Regions from separate parts of the Homo sapiens genome. Here all the other regions are linked to region 2. The links are chromatin loops, found by intact Hi-C in ENCODE. Cell type or tissue: HCT116. All regions are shown on one strand. Region 1 overlaps CCDC40 (coiled-coil domain 40 molecular ruler complex subunit). Region 2 overlaps SLC26A11 (solute carrier family 26 member 11). Region 3 overlaps CARD14 (caspase recruitment domain family member 14).

The links. A loop is a pair of places that touch in the nucleus more often than their neighbours do. Peaks named below come from ENCODE experiments on the same cell type or tissue, not always from the same donor. Only the 100,000 strongest peaks of a DNase experiment are listed, where the experiment ranks them.
Region 1: it touches region 2 in a loop (11-fold over the local background); 23 of 110 quality-filtered maps call a loop at or near these places.
Region 3: it touches region 2 in a loop (12-fold over the local background); 20 of 110 quality-filtered maps call a loop at or near these places.

The regions. Positions count from the first base shown.
Region 1 is chr17:80,078,599-80,086,598 of GRCh38, forward strand. CCDC40 (coiled-coil domain 40 molecular ruler complex subunit) reads left to right here. Exons shown (of 20, transcript NM_017950.4): 11 at 2,948-3,191; 12 at 3,278-3,460; 13 at 6,145-6,390; 14 at 7,405-7,618. Among named protein-coding and RNA genes, the nearest start is that of MIR1268B, 16 kb to the right of the region's middle. RefSeq lists an enhancer at 3,858-4,359. In HCT116, a CTCF peak has its summit at 4,239 (motif pointing right); a DNase peak (open chromatin) is centred at 4,263; H3K4me3 peaks cover 763 bases.
Region 2 is chr17:80,249,052-80,257,051 of GRCh38, forward strand. It overlaps SLC26A11 (solute carrier family 26 member 11), which reads left to right. Exons shown (of 18, transcript NM_001166347.2): 16 at 103-236; 17 at 2,278-2,350; 18 at 3,574-4,449. The coding sequence ends at 3,665. Among named protein-coding and RNA genes, the nearest start is that of RNF213, 7.8 kb to the right of the region's middle. RefSeq lists enhancers at 4,458-5,174, 5,648-6,183, 5,858-5,907, 5,938-5,987 and cis regulatory regions at 5,610-6,146, 5,626-6,090. In HCT116, a CTCF peak has its summit at 4,040 (motif pointing left); DNase peaks (open chromatin) are centred at 4,080 and 5,910; H3K4me3 peaks cover 1,293 bases; H3K27ac peaks cover 2,747 bases.
Region 3 is chr17:80,192,482-80,200,481 of GRCh38, forward strand. CARD14 (caspase recruitment domain family member 14) reads left to right here. Exons shown (of 24, transcript NM_001366385.1): 12 at 22-138; 13 at 2,710-2,852; 14 at 3,077-3,171; 15 at 5,618-5,681; 16 at 5,918-6,110. Among named protein-coding and RNA genes, the nearest start is that of SGSH, 24 kb to the right of the region's middle. In HCT116, a CTCF peak has its summit at 3,782 (motif pointing right); no DNase peak of the experiment used is centred here.

The DNA of each region.
Region 1 (8,000 bases), 170 kb before region 2:
TCTGTTTCCAGACTCTCTATTCTGTTCCGTTGATCTTTTTGTCATTCTTTCACCAATACCACATTGTCTTTCTAACTAGAGCTTTATGGAAAATCTTGAAATCAGATAGTCTGAGTCTTTGATGTTGTTTTACAAAATTATTTTGGTTACTCTAGGTCCTTTAGGTTTCCATTTAAATTTTAAAACTTGCTTGTCAATTTCTGGGGAAAAAATGCCTTCTGGGATGTAACTGAAATTACATTGAATCCATAGATCAGTTTGAAGAGAATTGAGGCCTTAATAATATTAAATCTTCTGCTTCATGGACATGGCAAATCTCTCCAGTATCAGTATCTTTTTTTTTTTTTTTTTTTGAGTCAGAGTCTTGCTCTATCACCTGGGCTGGAGTGCAGCGGAACAATCTCAGCTTACTGCAACATCCGCCTCCTGGGTTCAAGTGATTCTCATGCCTCAGTGTACCAAGTAGCTGTGAACACAGCCACACACCACCACGCCCGGCTAATTTTTTTTGTATTTTTAGTAGAGATGGGGTTTTGTCATGTGGGCCAGGCTTCCTTTCTCTATTGATAGTGTCTTATCCTTTGAATAAGTTTTTATTCAAATAGTCAGAAAGTACTTTCTTCTTGGACTAGAATAATACCTTCCATATTTTTCTCACATCTCTCCCCAGTCTTTCAATTCTCTTTCCCAAGCAACCTGTTACTGTTTCATAAAGGTCTTTCCAGATAGATTTCGTTCATACATATGCATTATTCTCGGGTGTTTATCTCTCCACTTAAAAATCACCCGCGGCCGCTTAGTGTGTCCCGCTCTGCAGCTTGGTGTTTCTTGTGCTGTGTCTTAGAGTTATTCCATGTCAGAACACATAGAAATCACCGTTGTTCTTTGCAGTTCTCTTCACACTGTGTTCTAAATGATGCCTGTGCCATAATTTAATCATCCTCATCGATCCATAATGAGGCCCTTTCCTGTTTTTTGGCTTTTTCTGATCTCATCAGTGGATCAATAAATATCCACACACATTAAAAATAGATACTGGATCACCAGGCACGGTGGCTCATGCCTGTAATCCCATCACTTTGGGAAGCTGAGGCAGGTGGATCACTTGAGGTCAGGAGTTCGAGACCAGCCTGGCCAACAGGGCGAAACCCTGTCTCTACTAAAAATACAAAAAAAAAAAAAAATAGGCAGGCATGGTGGCACACGCCTGTGGTCCCAGCTACTCAGGCAGCTGAGGCATGAGAATCGCTTGAACCCAGGAGGTTGCAGTCAGCCGAGATCGCGCCACTGTACTCCAGCCTGAGTGGCAGAGCGAGACTCTGTCTCAAAAAAAAAAATACTGGATGGCCAGGCGCAGTGGCCCACACCTGTAATTCCAACACTTTGGGAGGCCGAGGCAGGTGGATCACTTGAGGTCAGGAGTTCAAGACCAGCCTGGCCAACATGGTGAAACCCCATCTCTACAAAAATACAAAAATTAGCTGGGCATGGTGGCACACACCTGTAATCCCAGCTACTTGAGTGGCTTGAGGCTGCAGTGAGCTGAGATCATGCCATTGCACTCTAGCCTGGGTAACAGAGTGAGAGACTGTCTCAAAAAAAAAAAAAGAAAGAAAGGAATGAAAGGAATGTTTAAAGTACCGCAGAACATCTCAGAATAATAGGAAAACATGCCTCACACACACAAAATTCAAATCCTCATGCTGAGGCGTAAGAATGACTTGAACCCAGGAGGCAGAGGTTGCAGTGAGGCAAGATCGTGCCTCTGCACTCCAACAAATACAGGATTTGAATCTGATTATTTCATTTGAATCAGTATTTTAGATCTGATTATCCGATATCTGTGTTTTAGAGCTTGACGTTAATTACAGGTATCTCATCGCAGCATGCCGAGGGGAAAGACAATAGAATTTGAAGTGGGCCCACTGGTGTTCCCTCAGCCACGCTGTTTCCTGCAGACCTTGGGCTAGTGATTGAAATGCTCTGAGTCTCAATGGCCACATCTGTAAAGCTGGACTATTTCCTTCCTAGGATTATTGTCATGGTTAAGGAAGGTGGGCAGATGAGAACCCCTAGCCCAACGTCTGACCCATGCGTCACTTTCCTTCTCCCCATAATCACAGTACAAAAGAGTTGTCAACTTGGGCTTTCAATAGATAATAGTTCTCTTGATCTATTTGAAAATAATAGTCAAGATTTGGCTATTGGCTGCAAAAATACAGTGAGGGAGAAGGAACAAGGCCCAGTGTTCAATAGCATGTCACAGTGACTACAGTTCACGGTAAGTTAGTGTATATTTCTGAATAGCTAGAGGAAAAGATTTGGAATGTTCTCAACACGAAGGAAGGATCATGTGTGAGGTGATAGATGGCCGGTTCCCCTGATTTGATCATGACATGCTGTATGCTTGTGTCAAAATATCGCATGTACCTCTCAAATATGTGCCAATCTATCCATAAAAATTTTTTAAAGATTTGGCTGCTATTAAAAGAGTTGGTTTCCTGCTGGGTGCAGCGGCTCACACCTGTAATCCCAGCACTTTGGGAGGCCAAGGCAGGCACATTGCTTGAGCTCAGGAGTTGGAGACCAGCCTGGGCAACACGGTGAAACCCCATCTCTACAAATAGAGTTTAAAAATTAGCCGGGCATGGTGGCGCACACCTGTAATCCCAGCCACTCAAGAGGTTGAGGCATGAGACTCGCTTGAACCCGGCAGGCGGAGGTTGCAGTGAACCGAGATCGCACCACTGTATTTCAGCCTGGGTTACAGAGTGAGACTCTGTCTCAAAAAATAAATAAATAAATAAATAAATAAGAGTTGGCTTCCTAATTTATTTCTCTGTGCATTGAGTTCGCCTTAGTGAGCTCCCTCGTGTGGGGCGCAGCTCTGTGCACTGGCTCTCTGATGTCTCACACGTAACTGGCTCTCCCCGCTGCATTTCTACAGAGGATGCCAGCATCAAGCCAAATCCACCGACGGCGAGATTGAGGCCTATAAGAAATCCATCATGAAGGAGGAAGAAAAGAACGAGAAGCTGGCGAGCATCCTGAACCGGACAGAGACGGAAGCCACACTGCTGCAGAAGCTCACCACCCAGTGCCTGACCAAGCAGGTGGCCCTGCAGAGCCAGTTCAATACCTACAGGCTCACCCTGCAGGACACAGAGGATGCCCTCAGCCAGGACCAGCTGGTGAGGCCGGGCCCGCCCCACAGGTCACACCTGGCGCACGGTGGTGCCTCTTCAGGCACGTGCACCCTGTGGCTCCTTGTCTCCAGGAACAAATGATACTCACGGAGGAGTTGCAGGCCATCCGCCAAGCCATCCAGGGCGAGCTGGAGCTCAGGAGGAAGACGGATGCTGCCATCCGGGAGAAGCTGCAGGAGCACATGACCTCCAACAAGACCACCAAATACTTCAACCAGCTCATCCTGAGGCTGCAGAAGGAGAAGACCAACATGGTAGGCCCCTGCCCCAGGGAGGGGCTGTGCGAAGCCCCCTGCAGCCTGGGCATATGAGGGCAAGCCGTCCTGGAGGCGGAGAGGGCGGAGTCAGTGTGAGCAGAGGGCCCTCCTGTGCTCACTCCTTTCCATGGTGTTCAGGTTGTAAGGGTGATACATTTTTACTGTAGAAAACCTAGAAATAGGCCAGGCGTGAGCCACCGCATGGCCAGCTGCCAGCCAAAGGCTGATTTCCCTGGGGGGACCTGGAGTGTGACTTCGACGTCCATGGCAGGGAACCCCCAATTGTGAGCTCATGTTCGCATCCCCTGGGATCTTGCTTTATCCTTTATCACCTGTGGTGGGGGTGGAGGGGACTTGTGTCCTTAGAAAAAACAATTCCTTACTTGAATTGTTTTTTCTTTGCCTCTTCCCGAGGGGTGACCGCCTCCCCAACACCCCGCCTCAAGCAGGCCCCTTTGGAGGACCCCCAGAGGCTACCACAGGCTCCACCATTTCCAGAGCACATCCTAGCAGTGGGGCCTGCCCAACAGTCCCCATTTTAGTCTCAGAGGAGGGTGACAGATTCCCGATGCCAAGCTCTGCCGGTTTTGCCCTCCTGAGGGGTGGGAAAGGAGCTGGCCAGGCAGAGCTGAAGGGCGTGGTGGGTGTGAAGGAGCCCATCCAGCCGTGCTGCTACCAGCCAAGTCCAGTTCCCAATCCCCAGGCCCCCGGGCCCCCGCCGAGCCCCTGTCTGGGCAGCCCGATAGGTCATACGTGTTTTGCTGCCAGTTTCCAGAAGAGGGCAGCAAAGAGTCTTGGACCAACACATTCGTCTATTACGACAATTTTCCAACCGATGCCAGTCCAGCTGCTGAAAAGAGTACCCCCGACACGATGTTTGAACTGCTCAAAGCCTCATGGGCTGATAGAAGGTGGGGTGGGGAGGCATATCTGGGAGGAGGAGCAAAGTGTGGATGGGCGGGACCACCCATCCGGAGCTGGGGTCAACCACGGGGTCCAGGCAGTTAATCCAGGGATGGTGTAGATGCCTAGGGGGAGCCAGGGTGGGCTCCACAGAGACCACAAACAGCCAGGAGTGGAGCGGGGGTGCAGGCCCGGCTGTGACGGGGAGGGACTGAAGGGGACTTGGAGCCATAGCCCCTGCAGGGCAGTTGGGGAGGGGGGAGGCAGGGAGTCCTTGGGGGGCCCAGATCTCAGGGTGAACTTGGCAGAGGAGGAGGCTGCGAGCTGACATTGCCACACAACTCCAGATGCCGGAAGCTTCCACTCCAGGTGGGCAGGGTCTGGGTTCCACCACCTGGGGACATTGGGTCTCCTGGGAAGCCGCCCGTGGTGGCCAGTGAGAGACATGGAGCCCACAGGCGTGGCGGGAGGAGAAGCTCAGATGGCCCTGAGGAGGCTGGGGTAGGCAGGAGCCACAGTCGTGAGAGAGCCAAGGCCTTGTGTGGCAGGAGCCGACGGGCAGGGGTGCTCAGGGCAGACACAGGGCCCGAGGCCACCTGTTAGAACCATGCCCTGGGGAAGAGGACCCTGTCCTGGTGGTGACAGCATCTCCCTGTTCCCAGAGCAGCTTTGGCCACACCATTGCAGCTGTGACTGCCACTGCCTCACTCCTGATTATCACAAACGTCCTCTCGATAAACCCCCCGTTGCCAGAAGGGATCCAAAGTCTGTCTAATGCCTCCAAAGAGCCCACAGAGGAGGCCAGCACTGGCGGCTCAGACCTGCCGGACAGCAGGAGGGGTCAGAACGCATGGAGGAACCAGTGTCTAACAATTGCTTCTTGCTTCATAAACTATGCTGCAAATGTGATAGAGTACAGCACAGCCATTACAGCTTACAGAGCACAGGAACATAAGACCCGACTTACCAGATTAAAAAGCAGGTTAGCACCCAGTGTGTAGGGTGTGATCCTATTTTTATTTTGGAGAATTATATAGAAAAGACTGGGAGGAAAAATGGATTCAGATGGGAATGGTAGCTAACTTGTGTCAGAATTGCAGGCAATTGAATGTGTTCTCTGTCCTGGCCTGTATTTTCACATTTCCTCACAATGTGTGTGCTACGATTTAAGAAGTGTGTTAGTCTGATCTCACACTGCTGTAGGAAATACCTAAGACTGGATAACTGATAAAGGAAAGAGGTTTAATTGACTGACAGTTCTGCATGGCTGGGGAGGCCTCAGGAAACTTACAATCATGGCAAAAGGCGAAACAGGCACCTCCTTCACAAGGCAGCAGGAGAGAGAGTGTGTGTGAAGCAGGAACCGTCAAACACACAAAACCATCAGATCTCATGAGAACTCACTATCATGAGAACAGCATGGGGGTAGCGGCCCCCATGGTCCAGTCACCTCCCACAGGGGCCCTCCCTTGACATGTGGGATTATGGGGACACAATTCAAGATGAGATGTGAGTGGGGACACAGCCAAACCACATCAATAAGAAAAGCTAATACCATGATCTCTCTTTTCTGTAAAAAGCCAACATCTGGGTTCCAACAAGTAGGTCCCTTGCTGGGTCCTGGAGACAGTGGGAAATCCAGCCTCCTGCACTCGTGACTGTGCGTTTGGAATATCTCCAGAGGAACATCCCGACCGTCAGGGAACGGTGGATCAGCAAACTCGTCCCGGGCCTTGGGTGGGGGCAATATTCACAGGTATTTCTTTTCATCAATTCAGATGACACATCTTTCCAAAATCAACGGTGACATTGCCCAGACCACCCTGGACATCACACACACCAGCAGCAGGCTGGACGCACACCAGAAGACCCTGGTGGAGCTGGACCAGGACGTGAAGAAAGTCAACGAGCTCATCACCAACAGCCAGAGCGAGATCTCCCGGCGCACGATCCTGATCGAGAGGAAGCAAGGGCTCATCAACTTCCTCAACAAGCAGCTGGAGCGGATGGTCTCCGAGCTGGGGGTGAGGTCCCAGGCAGGGAGACGTGGTCCCCGGCTGACTGTGGTGCCTGGTGGGGCAGAGCCCCCTCAGATCCCCCACGGTCAGACATGAACTCCTGGAAGGCACAGAACTGCCTCTTTCCCTACCTGCTTTACAGACAAAATGGCACGTGTGCCAAGCGCTCTAAGTCACATTTTTCTGCACAAGGCCAGAGAGTATTCCGGCTTTGTGGCCAGTTGGTCTCTCTGGCAGTGACACGGCTCTGCCTCCATAGCGAGAAGGAGCATAGGTAAAACGTAAAGGAATGGGCACGGCTGTGTCCAATCAGATGTTATTCAAGGCCACTGAAGTCTGAATTCCAAATAATTTTCACCCAGCACGAAATATTCTGCTGCTCTAAGAAAAGTGGCCTAATGCGTTTGAGGCCTGATGCCATATACGTCATCCAGGTCCCTGTACTCTCAAAGCCCCTTTGGGTTCCAGAGGCCCCACCCACCCTGCCAGCGCACCCACCATGGGGAAGCTAGAGGGGGCTCCAGAGCCCCTTAGCCATATTTCCTCCAGCGGGGTCTGTGGCTTGCGGCCCTGCTGAGAGCTAACTTGAGCCCCTCGGCCTTCGTCCAGTTTCATGACCTCAGGGTTCCAGGCCCTCTGCAGCCCACTCACAAAGACCTTTGAGCCCAAGAAGGCTAATTTTGCTTTTTTTTTTTTTTTTTTTTTCTGAGACGGAGTCTTGCTCTATTGCCCAGGCTGGAGTGCAGTGGTGCCATCTTGCTCACTGCACATCTGCCTCCTGAGTTCAAGCGATTCTCCTGCCTCAGCCTTCCAAGTAGCTGGGACCACAGGTGTGCACCAGCACACCTGGCTAATTTTTGTATTTTGGGTAGAGACGGGGTTTCACCCTGTTGGCCAGGCTGGTCTTGAACTCCTGACCTCGGGTGATCCACCCGCCTCAGCCTCCCAAAGTGCTGGAATTACAGGCGTGAGTCACTGCGCCCAGCCCTAATTTTGCTTTTTGATGAATATCCGGTCTAGGGGGAAGAAGTGGGGCCCCTGGAGCTTGAAATCAAAAGGCTGAGCAAGCTGATCGACGAGCACGATGGCAAGGCGGTCCAGGCCCAGGTGACCTGGCTGCGCCTGCAGCAGGAGATGGTCAAGGTGACACAGGAGCAGGAGGAGCAGCTGGCCTCCCTGGACGCATCCAAGAAGGAGCTCCACATCATGGAGCAGAAGAAACTACGAGTAGAAAGTAAGAGCCGCCGTGCCCGGCCCTGCAGTGATGCTGAGACGAGCTCTGGGACGTGGGCACCTCCCAGGGGAGGGGCACTCAGTGGGGCACGTCGCTGGATTTGCACGCAGCCTTAAAAGCAAATAACAAACGCGCATGCTCCCTGTATTTTGTAAATGTGAACCACTGCCTGCCCAGCTGCCCAGTTCGCAGTCACAGCGGGAGGGTTGAGAAATGTCACGAAATGGCTCCAAGCTCACGGACTTCAGAGCTCTCCTTGAGAGAGGAGCATGGAAGGTTATCATCCCCGCCAAGCCAGGGCACTCAGGTGGAAACACTGGCACGGGAAAAGCCAGGGTCCTGCCAGGCAGGCTCCTGGTGCTGTCCCCACATCACCTCCAGT
Region 2 (8,000 bases):
GCCTCTCTGTCCCCTGCCCCTGGCCAGAGCCTCCTTTGGCCTCTGCAGAGCAGCTTTGGGCTGCTCTGGGTGGCGTGACCTGGCTCGGGCCTGTCTCCCCAGTGTCCCCGCCACGCTGCCTGGTCCTGGAGTGCACCCATGTCTGCAGCATCGACTACACTGTGGTGCTGGGACTCGGCGAGCTCCTCCAGGACTTCCAGAAGCAGGGCGTCGCCCTGGCCTTTGTGGGCCTGCAGGTGGGTGTGCACTGGGCTGCCTTAGGGGTTAGCAGCTGCCGGAAGGCCTTCCTGTGCCTGCCTCCCATGGCGAATGTGACATCTCTGGGCTGTGATGCTGGACGGCCCTTCGGCCGGTGCTGGCTCTGCTTCTGATTTAAACAGTTCTTGTTCCCATCTGGCCTTCCTCGTCCCTCCCTGTGGAAGGGGGAGCGGTGGCCCCCAGCCCTCCGAGGGGTCACGTTATGGCTTCTGGTCACTGCCACACTGTCCTTTGTGCTGGGGACACACAGTGAACGAGGGTCAGTCCCTGCTCTCAGGGGAATTGTATTTTAGGAAACAAAAAGAGACAGGTGAGGCTAGGCGTGGTGGCACACTCCTGGAATCCCAGCACTTTGGGAGGCCAAGGCGGGCAGATCACCTGAGGTCAGGAGTTCAAGACCAGCCTGGCCAACATGGTGAAACCCCGTCTCTACTAAAAATACAAAAAAAAACTAGTCAGGTGTGGTGGCGAGCGCCTGTAATTCCAGCTACATGGGAGGCTGGGAGAATCGCTTGAACCTGGGAGGTGGAGGTTGCAGTAAGCCGAGATCCCACTACTGTACTCCAGCCTGGGCGACAGAGTGGGACTCCATCTCAAAAACAAACAAACGAAAAAAAACAGGTGCTCATAGAATTTCATGAAAAACGTATTGTCAGGGCTTCCAGAGGCTGAAGACGGGTTTCTATGGAGGCCGTCCTGTTCAGAGCCACAGGTAAAGTGTAAGGGCTGGGTCCCAGGCCCTGCGTCTTAGGCCTCACCTAGGAGCCTTCTGAGCACTGCAGGGTCAACATCCCAGGGGTGTGGCCAGTGTTTGCAGAGAGGCAGGGGTCTCTGTTGCTGTGGTTAAATGTGCGCTCTCTGCCAAGTCCTAGATGGCAGAACGTGGGGGACTAGGGCGTGTCCCCAGGCGCCCAGAGGAGACATTCATGAACTAGCCATGGAACAGGAGGCCAAGTGACCCGTATACCCCAGGTGTGGACCACAGCCGACCCTTGTCAGAGTTTCCTTCATTCCCAACCTGGCCCACGAGGCTAGTGTTATCTTCATCCCCATGTCCAGAAGAGGTCACTGAGGCCCAGAGAAGCCAGGTAATCTGCCCACGGTCACACAGGATGGTGGGCCCGGCTTCAGATTTGGGCATGTGCCTTCAGAACTTCGCTCATAAGTGTTACGTCCTGTGTCATATTTGCAGAGCACATGTCTTCATGGTCTTTGGAGATGATTCACTTAAAAAAATACTCCTCTGACCCAGACATGGTGGCTCACACCTGTAATCCCAGCACTTTGAGAGGCCGAGGCGGGAGGTCAAGGGTTTGAGACCAGCCTGGCCAACATAGTGAAACTCCGTCTCTACTAAAAATACAAAAATTAGACGGGCATGGTGGCGCACGCCTGTAATCCCAGCTGCTCAGGGGGCTGAGGCAGGAGAATCGCTTGAACCCGGGAGGCAGAGGTTGCAGTGAGCCGAGATCGCGCCATTGCACTCCAGCCTGGGTAACAAGAGTGAAACTCCATCTCAAAAACAAACAAACAAACAAAAAGTCCTCTGGGCCAGGCGCTGTGGCTCACACCTGTAATCCCAGCACTTTGGGAGGCCGAGGTAGGAGGATCATTTGAGGCCAGGAGTTTGAGACCAGCCTGGGCAACATGACGAAACCCCATCAAAAAAATAGGAAAAAATAGCTGGACGTGGTGGCGTGCACCTGTAGCTACTCAGGAGGCTGAGGTGGGAGGATCACTTGAGTCTGGGAGGTTGAGGCTGCAGTGAGCCATGATCGTGCCACTGCACTCCAGCCTGAGCAATGAGCAAGACCCTGTCTCAAAAAACAAAAAATTAAAAAAAAAAAAATCTTCCTCTGACAGCATTCCCCTGGGGCTGCGTTTCTTCTCACCATTCACTGGTATGGAGGTGAAGCCATACCTCTCCGGGAGACTCTGAGATGGCAGGTCTACCAGGCTGCCGACCCGTGTGCTACAGAGGAACATCCCTGCCCTGGCTAAAGTCTGTCTGTCTCTCAGGTCCCCGTTCTCCGTGTCCTGCTGTCCGCTGACCTGAAGGGGTTCCAGTACTTCTCTACCCTGGAAGAAGCAGGTGGGCACAGTCAGACATCCTGTGGCTTTGGTGATTTTGTAAAAATCATAAATGCTTATTGTAAAAAATATGGGAAACCAGCTGGGCACAGTGGCTCATGCCTGTAATCCCAGCACTTTGGGAGGCCGAGGCAGGTGGATCACCTGAGGTCAGGAGTTCGAGACCAGCCTGGCCAACATGGTAAAACCTCATCAGTACTAAAAATACAAAAATTAGCTGGGTGTGGTGGCATGCACCTCTAGTCCCAGCTATTCGGGAGGCTGAAGCAGGAGAATCGCTTGAACCCAGGAGGCAGAGGTTGTACTGAGCCGAGATTGTGCCACTGCACTCCAGCCTGGGTGAGAGAGCGAGACTCTGTCTCAAAAAAAAAAAAAACAAAAAAAACAGGAAACCACCTCCACCCCAGTCCACTTTGGTGATCACTCCATACCCCTCCCCTAAACACGCATATGTACCTGCCTGTCAGGATGTGGATATATGTTTGCGGTTTTACGTAAATGGGACCATTTCATACCTGGTGCTCTGGAACCCACATTTTTCATGCAGAAGGTTGGAAGGATGTCCTTCCAGCCGAAAGTCCACATCCCGGGGGATCAGGACAGAGCAGGGCCGGGTCAGGAGATCCAGAAGCCCCGGGACAGAAGGTACGGGAGGGACAGGAGCAGGGTGGGCGCTGACCCTTGAGACAGCAATCGCAGGAGGTCTGAGCCGCAGCAGGTGTCAACAAGAGGATGGGCCAGAGATGCAGAGCATCCACCCCAGGCCACACAGCAGTGGCCAGAGGGTCCCAGGCCCCAGTGCTAGGCCTCTTCCTCTTCCACTGAGGTCACAGCTGAAGCTGGGTCAGCTCCGTGAGAGTGAGGGGTGGCGGATGTTGTACTGACTTCCTTGGCTCAATGTGACGTCAGGGAGATTCACCCATGTTGTTGTAGAATCAGCTCAGATGCAGTGCACTGGAGGTGGATAAGCAGAATGTGGCCTGGCCGTGGGATGGGAGGGTACCCTGGAGCAGTAAGAAAGGGCCGTTAGTCACCTGAAAAATACGCTTACAGAGACTCAGGTGAGACCCTCATGGAGTTAGTGACACTGGCCTGGGTGGCCCACAGCTCCTTCCTGCACACCTTCCAGGACTCTGGAAGGCCCTCCTTAATCCCTTCCTGTGAACTGACCCATCCTCACTTCTGAGCTTTTAGTGCTTGAAACATTTATTGTATTTTCTGCAGAGAAGCACCTGAGGCAGGAGCCAGGGACCCAGCCCTACAACATCAGAGAAGACTCCATTCTGGACCAAAAGGTTGCCCTGCTCAAGGCATAATGGGGCCACCCGTGGGCATCCACAGTTTGCAGGGTGTTCCGGAAGGTTCTTGTCACTGTGATTGGATGCTGGATGCCGCCTGATAGACATGCTGGCCTGGCTGAGAAACCCCTGAGCAGGTAACCCAGGGAAGAGAAGGAAGCCAGGCCTGGAGGTCCACGGCAGTGGGAGTGGGGCTCACTGGCTTCCTGTGGGATGACTGGAAAATGACCTCGCTGCTGTTCCCTGGCATGACCCTCTTTGGAAGAGTGGTTTGGAGAGAGCCTTCTAGAATGACAGACTGTGCGAGGAAGCAGGGGCAGGGGTTTCCAGCCCGGGCTGTGCGAGGCATCCTGGGGCTGGCAGCACCTTCCCGGCTCACCAGTGCCACCTGCGGGGGAGGGACGGGGCAGGCAGGAGTCTGGGAGGCGGGTCCGCTCCTCTTGTCTGCGGCATCTGTGCTCTCCGAGAGAAAACCAAGGTGTGTCAAATGACGTCAAGTCTCTATTTAAAAATAATTTTGTGTTTTCTAAATGGAAAAAGTGATAGCTTTGGTGATTTTGTAAAAGTCATAAATGCTTATTGTAAAAAATACAGGAAACCACCCCTCACCCTGTCCACTTGGGTGATCATTCCAGACCCCTCCCCAAACATGCATATGTACCTGTCCGTCAGTGTGTGGATGTATGTTTACAGTTCTACATAAATGGGATCATTTTATACATGGTGCTCTGGAACCCACATTTTTCATGCAGTCATTTGCAGTGAATTATTTATTGTGATAATAAATAGCATTAGAATACAAGATTTTTAATGTCTGCGTGGTATTTTGGTCTATATATGCATCATAATTGACTTACCGAGCCCTCTGTTCAACGTGTGCGTGGGTTAGAGACGGGATCGTGCCTCCTTTAGATGTGTCAGTTGAAGCCCTTGCCCTCTATGTGACTGCGTTTGGAAACAGGGCTTTTAGGGGGTAACTAGGTTTAATGAAGGTCATAAAGGTGGGCCCTGAACCGATAGCTTTAGTGTCCTCGTGAGAAGAGACGCCAGAGAGCTCGTTCTCTGCACCCTCACACCCCAGGGAACTCCATGAGAGGACACGGCAAAACCAGGCCATGCGCCCACCAGGAAGAAAGGCCTCATGAGGACCCCAGCCTCCAAAACTGGGAGAAGATGAATCTCTGTGCTAGGCCCCGCAGCCTGGGGTGATCTGTGACGGCGGCCTGAGCAGGTGAGGACTGCCTGCATGTTTGTATTTTTATGAATGCTTTGATTGAGTCTGGGGGTAAATCCCTGGAGGCCTGTGGCAGCCTCAGAGGTGTGTTCTCCCTGCACTTTCTTCAAGAAGAATGTGGCCTGCCCTACTGAGCCTCGTTCTGCCCGTTCTGCCCGGGCAGTCCCGGCCAATGTCAGCGCAGCAAGGGGAGGGCCTCTGTAACCAGGGCTGCTGGCTGCGGGGCTCCCCACTGGACACGGGAGTGGACATTGGAGTGTCCTTCATCCGCGTCACTCTTCCAGGTCCCTTGCCTCCTCCCATTTTCCTTCCTTCCTTTCCTTCCTTCCTTCCCTTCCTTTCCTTCCTTCCTTCCTTTCTTTCCTTCCTTCCTTCCTTTCCTCCCTTGCTCCCTTCCTTTTCTTTCTTCCTTCCGTTTTTCTTTCCTTTCTTCCTTCCTTTCATTTTTTTCTTCCCGTTCTCCCTTTCTTCCTCCCTCCACCCCTTTCTTCTCACTGTGTTCCCCAGGCTGGTCTTCAACTCCTGGGCTCAAGCAATCCTCTTGCCTCAGCCTCTGGTGTGGCTGGGACCACAGACACATGCCACCGCGCCAGGCTAATTTGTTAATTGTTTTTATAGAGACAGGGTCTCACTTTGTTTCCCAGGCTCGTCTCAAACTCCTGGGCTCAAGTGATACTCCAGCTTCAGCCTGAAGTGCTGGAATTAAGGTGTGAGCCACCATGCCTGGCCCTCTCTCATTCACAAGTGAACCATTCACCCCTGCCCTCCAATCCATGTCGTTTCTGACCTCAGGCAGCTTCTCTTTCTACATAAAGTGAACCTGTCCCAAAGCTGTGCTCACTGGGCCCCCCTGCCAGGGCTGGAAGAGGCAGCAGTTCACATTTGGCTTGCACTCACATACCAAGGGCATCCATGCTTGAACCTAGACATGGTTCATTCACAGGGATGGGTGAAGGTAAACAGACTGTGGCGGGCACTAGGCACTATCAGTTTCATAAATCTGCATACCACCTGTGACTCAGCAGTTATGCTTCTCGGAATCTACTCAAACATGCTTGAGTCAGCCTTCCAGGAAGCAGGCACAAGGACGTTTGTGACAACTTGGTCAGTAATTTTAAGAAGTAGGAAGAAACCTGAGTTTCTCTGAATTCGGTAACATCTTGACTGTAGGACACACGAATAATGCCGTGGAATATTGTGCAGCAGTTAAAAGAAATGAGGTGAAGGCCGGGTGTGGCAGCTCACGCCTGTTATCTCAGCACTTTGGGAGGCCGAGGCTGGTGGATCACTTAAGGTCAGGAGTTTGAGACCAGTCTGGCCAACATGGCGAAACCCTGTCTCTACTAAAAATACAAAAATTAGCTGACCTCTGTGACAGAGTGAGACTCTGCCTCAAAAAAAAAAAAAAAAAAAAAAAAGAGAAATGAGGTGAAGCTTTAAGTTGTAACACTGATTTTGGGGTGCAATAAAGCAAGTTGCAGAATGATACCCATGTTAAGATGCTATTTGAGTGAACACACGGACCAAACAATTCTATGTTGGGTACAAATTTAAGAAAGAGTTCTGGGCTGGGCACGGTGGCTCACAACTGTAATCCCAGCACTCTGGGAGGGTGAGTCGGATGGATCAGGAGGTCAGGACTTCTAGACTAGCCTGGCCAATATGGTGAAACCCCATCTCTACTAAAAATACAAAAATTAGCCAGGCGTGTTGGCGCGTGTCTGGAGTCCCAGCTACTCAGGAGACTAAGGTAGGAGAATCACTTGAACCCGGGAGGCAGAGGTTGCAGTGAGCTGAGATCATGCCACTGCACTCTGGCCTGGGCAACAGAGCGAGACTCAAAAAATAAATAAATAAATAAATAAAATAAATAAGAGTTTTCTGCACTTTGGGAGGCCTGTAGTCCCAGCTACTCTGGAGGCTGAGGCAAGAGGATCACTTGAGCCTGGGGGGGTCGAGGCTGCAGTGAGTCCTGATTGTGTCACTGAAATCCAGCCTGGGCAACAGAGTGAGACCCCATCTCAAAAAAAAAGAGAAAAAAGAAAATAGAGTTGTTGCAAATGTAGTTAGTTCAAGTTAAAATGAGGCCATGCTGGAGTAGGGTGGGCCTAATCCTATATAAGCGGTGACTTCTTGTTTTTTGTTTTGAGACAGGCTCTCACTCTTGCCCAGGCTGGATTGCGGTGGCTTGACCAGTCGGCTCTCTGGCTCCAGTGATCCTCCTGCCTCAGCCTCCCAAGTAGCTGGGACCACAGGCATGAGCCACCATGCAGGGCAAATTTTTATTATTTATTATTCATCTATTTATTTATTTTTGAGATAGAGTCTCACTCTGTGGCCCAGGCTGGAGTGCAATAGTGCGATCTTGGCTCACTGCAACCTCCACCTCCCGGACTCAAGCAGTTCTCCTGCCTCAGCCTCCAGAGTAGCTGGGATTGCAGGCATGCACCATCATGCCCGGCTAATTTTTGTATTTTTAGTAGACATGGGGTTTCACCATGTTGGCCAGGCTGTTCTCAGACTCCTGACTGCAAGTGATCTGCCCGCCTCGGCCTCCCAAAGTGTTGAGATTACAGGGGTGAGCCACTGCGCCCAGCCACATTTTTAAATTTTGTGTAGAGACAGGGTTTTGCCATGTTGCCCAGGCTGGAAGTGGTGTGTTGTTGTTGTTGTTGTTGTTGTTGTTGTTGTTTTGTTTTGTTTTGTTTGTTTTGAGACTGAGGCTTGCTCTGTCGCCCAGGCTGGAGTTCAGTGGCGTGATCTCGGCTCACTGCAAGCTCCGCCTCCCGGGTTCAGGCCATTCTCCTGCCTCAGCCTCCTGAGTAGCTGGGACTACAGGCGCCCGCCACCTCTCCCAGCTAATTTGGAAGTGGTGTTTTTATAAAGGGAAATTTGGTCATCGATACACATGGAGCATGTGCTGTGAACATGAAGGCAGGGACAAGCCAAGGAACTCTAGCGACTGTCAGCTGAAGAACGTCGAGGTTCAAACGTTAATAAAGGCGAACTTGTTTCTCATAAAGGTTTGCAGCCTGCAAGGAGGTTTTTTTAAATTTTGTTTTGTTTTTGAGACGGAGTCTCATCCTGTAGCCCAGGCTGGAGTGCAGTGGTATGATCTC
Region 3 (8,000 bases), 57 kb before region 2:
TGTCTGGCCTGTCTTTGGCAGCTCAAGCAGGAAGCCAGGACCAGGGAGCCCTGTCCACGGGAGAAGCAGCGGCTGGTGCGGATGCATGCCATCTGCCCCAGAGACGACAGCGACTGCAGCCTCGTCAGCTCCACAGAGGTACGGCCGCTCCTCCCGCCTCCCTCACTGCCTTGACCCTCTGGGCCAGCCCAGGGGCCTCTCTGTCAGGACGAAAGTGAGCCTCCTTCCACCCTGTCCCCACAGGGAAGAGGTTGGTACGATTGTGAGAGTTTTATTTTATTTTATTTTTTGAGACAGAGTCTCCTCTGTCACCCAGGCTGGAGTGCAGTGATGTGATTTCGGCTCACTGCAACCTCCACCTCCCAGGTTCAAGCGATTCTCTTGCCTCAGCCACCCAAGTAGCTGCATTACAGACACCTGCCACCATGCCCAGCTAATTTTTGTGTTTTTAGTAGAGAGGGTTTCAACATGTTGGCCAGGCTGGTCTTGAACTCCTGACCTCAAATGATCTGCCAGCCTCAGCCTCCCAAAGTGCTGGGATTACAGGCATGAGCCACCGCACCTGGCCCTATTGCGAGAGTTTTAAACATCAGAGGTTGATTCTGTCACAGTCCTGGAGCCCAGACATCCAAAGTCAAAGTGCTGACAGGGTACCCGTCTGGAAATCCTATTCCCAAAGAAGGTCACATTCACAGCTTGCAGGGTGGACATGAGTTTCCAGGGGAACCGATTCAACCTGGCACAGACAGTCCCCAGACATGAGTTTCCAGGGGATTCAACCTGGCACAGACAGTCCCCAGACATGAGTTTCCAGGGGACCCAATTCGACCTGGCACAGACAGTCCCCAGACATGAGTTTCCAGGGGACCCGATTCGACCTGGCACAGACAGTCCCCAGACATGAGTTTCCAGGGGACCCGATTCAACCTGGCACACATGGTCCCTGGGATGCCGGCCTCACTGTGGTTTCTGGAGCCTCAGGACCCTGGCATCTGTCCTCACCCTTTGGCAAAGTAAAGAGGTGGTCCCACCATAGTGGGCATGTGGCATGAGGATGCTGGGGGTCAAAGCCCCAGTGCCACAGGATGCCGGGAGCCGGGAGGGAGGGAGGGTGAGAGGCGGGCGAGGCTGACATCCCTTTGCCATGCCTTGGGGTGGACCTGGTGTTTCCTTCCTGGACCATCCCATCAGTGGCCCAAGAGCAGCAGGCCCAGGCTCACCTGCCCCCTGGCCACTCAGAGAGCTGGGGGAGGCCGGGATCTTCCCCAGAACACTGAGTGCACACACGGGGAAGATTTCACAGTCGGTGCTGGGCCTCCCTGGGCCAGGACAGTCCAAACCTTCAACTGAATCGACTCTCGCATCTGCCTTAACGCCCTCTGTGCCCCCATTCCCCACAGGACAGAGGCCAGCCGTGTTTCCCTTCCCCAGGGGTGGATTGGGTCAGGGAGGGAAGGGACCTCAGGTGCTCAGAACTGGCTCGCCAGAACACACCATCCTCATTCACCAGCCTCGTGGGCAACTGACCGATCAGCTGCCCTCCAGCCACTCTCCTCCTGCCCCGGCTTTCTAATCTGGCTGCTCTAGGGGGACTGCCTCCTACTTCATGGGCTCTCTGCGTGCCACTGCTCTGTTGCTCTCTCTGTCTGGAATGTGCCCCCTGCCCCCAACACACACACACTCCACCTCACTCCTCTGTCCATGCCACTTCCTCCAGAGAGTCCGCCCTGGCCTCCCTGCCCTGCCCATGTCGCCCACAGCCCTGGAATGCCTCACTCCACCTCACTGGTCCACGGGTGCCCGTTGGTTCCCCCACCCCAAGGACAGTCCCTGTCCTCAGATGTACATCTGACACTGTCAAAGGACCTGGCACATAGTAGCTACTCCAGGAATACTTATTAGTGAAAGAAGGGGCGGGATTCAGACCTACCCCACACATCTGGTGGCCTCAGCGCCTCGCACGTCACATTTGTCAGTGTGCACTCTGAGTGCGGCCTCCCCTCCCTAGTCACTAACTCAACCTCTCTGGGCCTCAGTTGCTTTGTGCATTAGTTCGTTCTCATGCTGGTGATACCCACATACCTGAGACTGGGTAATTTACAAAGAAAGAAGTTTAATTGACTCACAGTTCACAGTTCAGCATGGCTGGGGAGGCCTCAGGAAACTTACAATCATGGCAGAAGGCACCTCTTCGCAGAGCGGCAGGAGAGAGAATGAGTGCTCAGCAAAGGGGGAAGCCCTTTATAAAACCATCAGATCTTGTGAGAACTCAGTCACTCTCACGAGAACAGCATGGGGGAAACGGACCCCATGATTCAGTTATCTCCACCTGGTCCCACCTTTGACATGTGGGGATTATTACAATTCAAGGCGAGATTTGAGTGGGAACACACGGCCAAACTATATCACTTTACATGTAAAATGGGACAGCAGTGCCACCTTACAGATTTATCGTGAGAACTAAGCCAAGCAGCTAATAGAGCCTGACATACAGCATGTGTCAGTGCTGTGTGCTAATTGCATGTGACCCCAGTGTCTGGCATACAGCAGGTGCTCAGCGCATGTGACCCCATGTGTGTCCTTCTTTCCCCTCCTGCCTCCTCTCCAGTCAGTTCTCACTGTGGCTCTCTCTACACCGTGGGGGAGCAAGGGAGGAGTCTCAGGGTGTCCTCGTGCGTGCCCCACTGACTTCTGCCCTCCCTCCTCCAGTCTCAGCTCTTGTCGGACCTGAGTGCCACGTCCAGCCGCGAGCTGGTGGACAGCTTCCGCTCCAGCAGCCCCGCGCCCCCCAGCCAGCAGTCCCTGTACAAGCGGGTGGCCGAGGACTTCGGGGAAGAACCCTGGTCTTTCAGGTAGAGCACTGGGGTCCTTCCTGGCACTGGGGTGGCACTGGGGTCCTTCCTGGCAACTCACCAGAGACACCAACCTAGACCTCAGGGCATCTGGGTATTGCAGGCAGCAGCTCCTGCCCTCGAAGCCCCAGAGCTGGCAGGTGCTGGGGGCCAGTGCTTGGGGCGTGGGGACTCAGAGGGAGCAGGTGATGCAGTTTGAGCCTGCTGCTGCTTATGCTTTGCAGCAGCTGCCTGGAGATCCCGGAGGGAGACCCGGGAGCCCTGCCGGGAGCTAAGGCAGGCGACCCACACCTGGATTATGAGCTCCTAGACACGGCAGGTGAGCACGCCCAACCCTGAACCTCCACAGCAGTCCACCTCCCCTGGGCAGAGCAGGGAGCTGATGAGAAAGCCGGGGCCTCTCTCCAGGGAAAGGGCAGATAGAAGCAGAGCTCAACTTCTGCCCTGGGCCTTGACCTTGGCCTCGACCTTGCACTTTGGGAAAGTCCCGCCTGCCAGCCAGCGTAAGCCAAAGGCCGGCTGCGCTCTGTCTGCTGGTGTCCTTGTGTTTTTCCCTAGAGCCAGGGGAGTTGTGTCTGATCCACGCCCTGCTCAGCACCCAGCCCCCTGCTCTGATCTGTAACGCTTGGGCTTCCCAGTGGTTTCAGAAGGCAGCAGGCAGGGTGGCTTAGTGGTGCCAGGCTGAGGCGAGGCACAGCGTGACATCTACCTGCGGGGAGCATCTCTCCTCTCAGGCGCTGGCCCTGAGGCCTCGCGCTTCTCCTGTAGCTCATTTCTGTTTGTGATTGGACCGGCCCTCTCTGCTTCCCAAGTCCATGGGCCCGTCATGGGTGGGTGCCTTAATCCTTTCCACCTCGGCGCGACCGGCTCCCAGCCTTGGGCCTTGCACACAGTAGGTGCTTTGCTCCCCATTTGGAATTCACCCCATGGCCACCAGGGGGCGCAAGTGCCCTGCGCTGCCCCTGTGCCTTCTGTGGGTCGCAGAATCAGAAATCTTCATCTTTGGGGACTCATACACGTTTTTATTTATAATCGTGATAAATCGAGAGAGACCACCCAAGGCATATCTAAATTAGATGTGAGATGAGAAGAGGGGCTTATTCCTCTTTATTTTTCCTCTGTGAGGATTCTGCGTAATGCCCTGGTTGCATATACTTTTAGTGGAATTGACCTCAAATACATCCAGAGTACACAGCTCATTTCATTGGCTTTGAATGTGATCCCAATGGGTTTTTGCCTGTGAGCCAGGCCTAGGGAACTCTCAGGTCTCTGCTGGCCCTGGCTCTGCTGTGTGGTTCACAGAGTGAGACTTGCAGCCGTCGACCCTGGCAGGCTGCTCCCTGGTTCGGGGGCTCACAGGCTGTACAGTAAAATGCTAGAGCTTGGGAGACCCTGGGGAGCCTCTAGTCCTAGGATTGACAACTCAGAGACCTGCCACCACCAGCTGGGAAGCAGAGGAGTCTGGGGTAAGGAGCAGGCAGCTGCTGGCCAGTGCCAGTGATTGCGGCCACACAGAAATGCAGGCCTGTGTGGAAATGCAGGCCAGTGTGGAAATGCAGGCCAGTGTGGAAATGCCGTGTAGTACAGTAGTGCAGGTCTGGGTAGAAATGCAGGTCCATGTTTGGGAGGTCAAGGTGGGCGGATCATGAGCTCAAGAGATCGAGACCATCTTGGCCAACATGGTGAAACCTCGTCTCTACTAAAAATACAAAAGTCAGCTGGGCATGGTGGCACACACCTGTAGTCCCAGTTAGTCAGGAGGCTGAGGCAGGAGAATCACTTGAACCTGGGAGGTGGAGGTTGCAGTGAGCCAAGATCGCACCACTGCACTCCAGCCTGGCGACAGAGCGAGACTCAGTCTCAACAACAATAACAACAACAACAAAAGAAATACAGATCCATGTAGAAAGGCAGGCCAGGGCCGGGTGTGGTGGCTCATGCCTGTAATCCCAGCACTTTGGGAGGCCAAAGTGGGTGGATCATGAGGTCAGGAGTTCGAGACCAGCCTGGTCAACATGGTGAACTCCCGTATCTACTAAAAATACAAAAATTATCTGGGCGTGGTGGCACATGCCTCTAGTCCCAGCTACTCAGGAGGCTGAGGCAGAAGAATTGCTTGAACCCGGGAGGCGGAGGTTGCAGTGAGCTGAGATCACGGCACTGTACTCCAGCCTGGGCGACAGAGTGAGACTCTGTCTCAAAAAAAAAAAAAAGAAAGAAAGAAAGAAAGAAAGACAGGCCAGTGCAGTGCAGGCCCACGCAGACATGGAGGTCAATGCAGTAATGCAGGCCAGTCCTGAAATGCAGGTCCATGCAGAAATACAGGTCAGTGCGGAAATGCAGCCCCAGGGTTACAGCAGATATTTTTTCAAGTGAAGCCAGAAATCCAGATTTTAGGTGAAACCTCCCTGTCTTTCAAATGTTGGCAACTCATTCAAATATCACAAAATAGCATGTGGTGGTCAGACCCTCCCAGTTGCAGCTCCTCACTAGTTACAGTGATTTTAGGAAAGATGAAATCAAGGTCCCAAGCATTGAGGAAGGGGTGGAGGAAGAGAAAGTTCAGCCTCAGCACAAAGGATGGAACAGGCAGTGGGGCCTGAGGCTGAGGGAGAAGGGGCTGAGGTTACAGGAGGTTACAGGACGCCCCATCAGCAGTGGGGTGACCAAGATCTGTGAAGAAGGGGCTGAGGTTACAGGAGGTTACAGGACGCCCCATCAGCAGTGGGGTGACCAAGATCTGTGAGCTCTTGGCTTCCTCCCAGACCTTCCGCAGCTGGAAAGCAGCCTGCAGCCAGTCTCCCCTGGAAGGCTTGATGTCTCGGAGAGGTAAGCAGCAGGTGGGAATCCTCCGAGGCTGGCTGGGGAACCAGGGCCAGGGAGTGGCAGAGCAGAGGGTGAGTGTCCTATTACCAATGGGAGGCAACAGCCTTTCCAAGCACATGGGGCCATGGAGGGGGAGGAGAATTCCAGAACACTGGGGCCAGAGGGAAGCAATGGGGAGGTGGCCTTGCCGGCTCTCCTGCTCTGGGCAGTGCACAAGCCGGTCGTCTCCCGGCCTGCAGCGGCGTCCTCATGCGGCGGAGGCCAGCCCGCAGGATCCTGAGCCAGGTCACCATGCTGGCGTTCCAGGGGGATGCATTGCTGGAGCAGATCAGCGTCATCGGCGGGAACCTCACGGGCATCTTCATCCACCGGGTCACCCCGGGCTCGGCGGCGGACCAGATGGCCTTGCGCCCGGGCACCCAGATTGTGATGGTGAGCCGTGCGAGGCCCCTCCTGTCCCCCGGGCTCCTCATGGGGACAGTGGCAGCGGGTGGGGTGACCCAGGCAGACTTCACCTCCCCCAGACGATGCAGATCCACTCTGGGCTGGGCCTCTGCTCTTTCCTGGGCTGACGTAAAGCGTTCTGCTCATTTATAGATGAGAGTCGTGCCGTGCAGAACCCAGCATGTCACCCGTGGTGCTGCTGCCATGCGGCGCTTCTGACCAGGGGTCTTTGCATGAGGCCCCTTGACAGGGCTGCTCTGGGTGGTCACTTTGGGTGTGTACAGTAAAATACACGTGACATAAAATTCACTATTTTAACCACTGGGGCATTTCTTTTCTTTCTTTTTTTTTGTTTGTTGTTTTGAAACAGGGTCTCACTCTGTCACCCAGGCTAGAGTGCTGCGGTGCGATCACAGCTCACTGCAGCCTCGACCTCCCCAGGCTCGATTGATCCTCCCACCTCAGCCTCTTAAGTAGCTGGGACCAGACCACAAGCATGCGCTACCGTGCCCGGCTAATTTGGGGACATTTTCTAAAACTTTTTTTTGTTGTTGTTACGAAACGCACAAAACTGCTGAGAAGATAAATGGACACAAATATACAACCTGGCCAGGTGTGGTGGCTCACGCCTGTAATCCCAGCAGAAGGCTGAGGCAGGCAGATCACTTGAGGTCAGAAGTTCAAGACCAGCCTGGCCAACACGGCGAAACCCCGTCTCTACTAAAAATGCAAAAATTAGCCAGGTGTGGTGGTGGGCGCCTGCATGGTCAGGGGGTGACTTTGATGTGGCCTAAAAGCAGAATTATTAAACTTTAGGAAAAAAAAAAACTTCTGGGCACAGTGGTACATGCCTGTAGTCCTAGCTACTCAGATGCCTGAGCCCAGGAGATTGAGGCTGCAATGAGCTAAGATTGCACCACTGCACTCGAGCCTGGGTGACAGAGCAAAGCCTTGTCTCAAAAAAAAAAAAAAAAAAAAGAAAAGAAAAAAAAAGGCCAGGCACGGTGGCTTATGCCTGTAATCCCAGCACTTTGGGAGGCTGGAGCAGGCAGATCACCTGAGGTTAGGAGTTTGAGACCAGCCTGGACAACATGGTGAAACCCCGTTTCTACTAAAAATACAAAAAAAAAAAAAAAATAGCTGGTATCTATAATCCCAGCTACTCAGGAGGCTGAGGCAGGAGAATCACTTGAACCTGGGAGGCGGAGGTTGCAGTGAGCTGAGATGGTGCCACTGCACTCCAGCCTGGGTGACAGAGTGAGACTCGGTCTCAAAAAAGAAAAAAAGAAAAGAAAAAGGAAAGCACAGTGCTTTCTTAATATGAAAAAAATTTTAAACCAAGAAATGTGCAAGATGGGCTTCACCTCATTCCAGAGGCTCACCCTGCGGCCTCCAGGAGGGGACTGGGGATGGGGGCTCTGGGGTGGGAAGGTGAGCACAGAGGCGGGGAGAGGATGCGTCTGAACCCCTCAGGCAGGAGTGTTCCATGCACCCCTCACTGCCCCCTTGGAACAGGCTGTCCAAATGCTGAGCTCCCCTAGGGCTCCAATGATAGCACATGGAGCACCTAATTCAAGCGTCCTTCACGTCCTCCACATGACCCGGGAAGCCTTTCTTTACATGTCATTTTTTTTTTTTTTTTTTTTTTTTTGAGACAGAGTCTTGCTCTGTCGCCCAGGCTGGAGTGCAGTGGCTCGATCTTGGCCCACTGCAACCTCCACCCCCTGGGTTCAAGCGATTCTCTTGCCTCAGCCTCCCATGTAGCTGGGATTACAGGTGCCCGCCACCACACCCGGCTAACTTTTGTATTTTTAGTAGAGACAGGGCTTCACCATGTTGGCCAGGCTGATCTCGAACTCCTGACCTCAAGTGATCCAC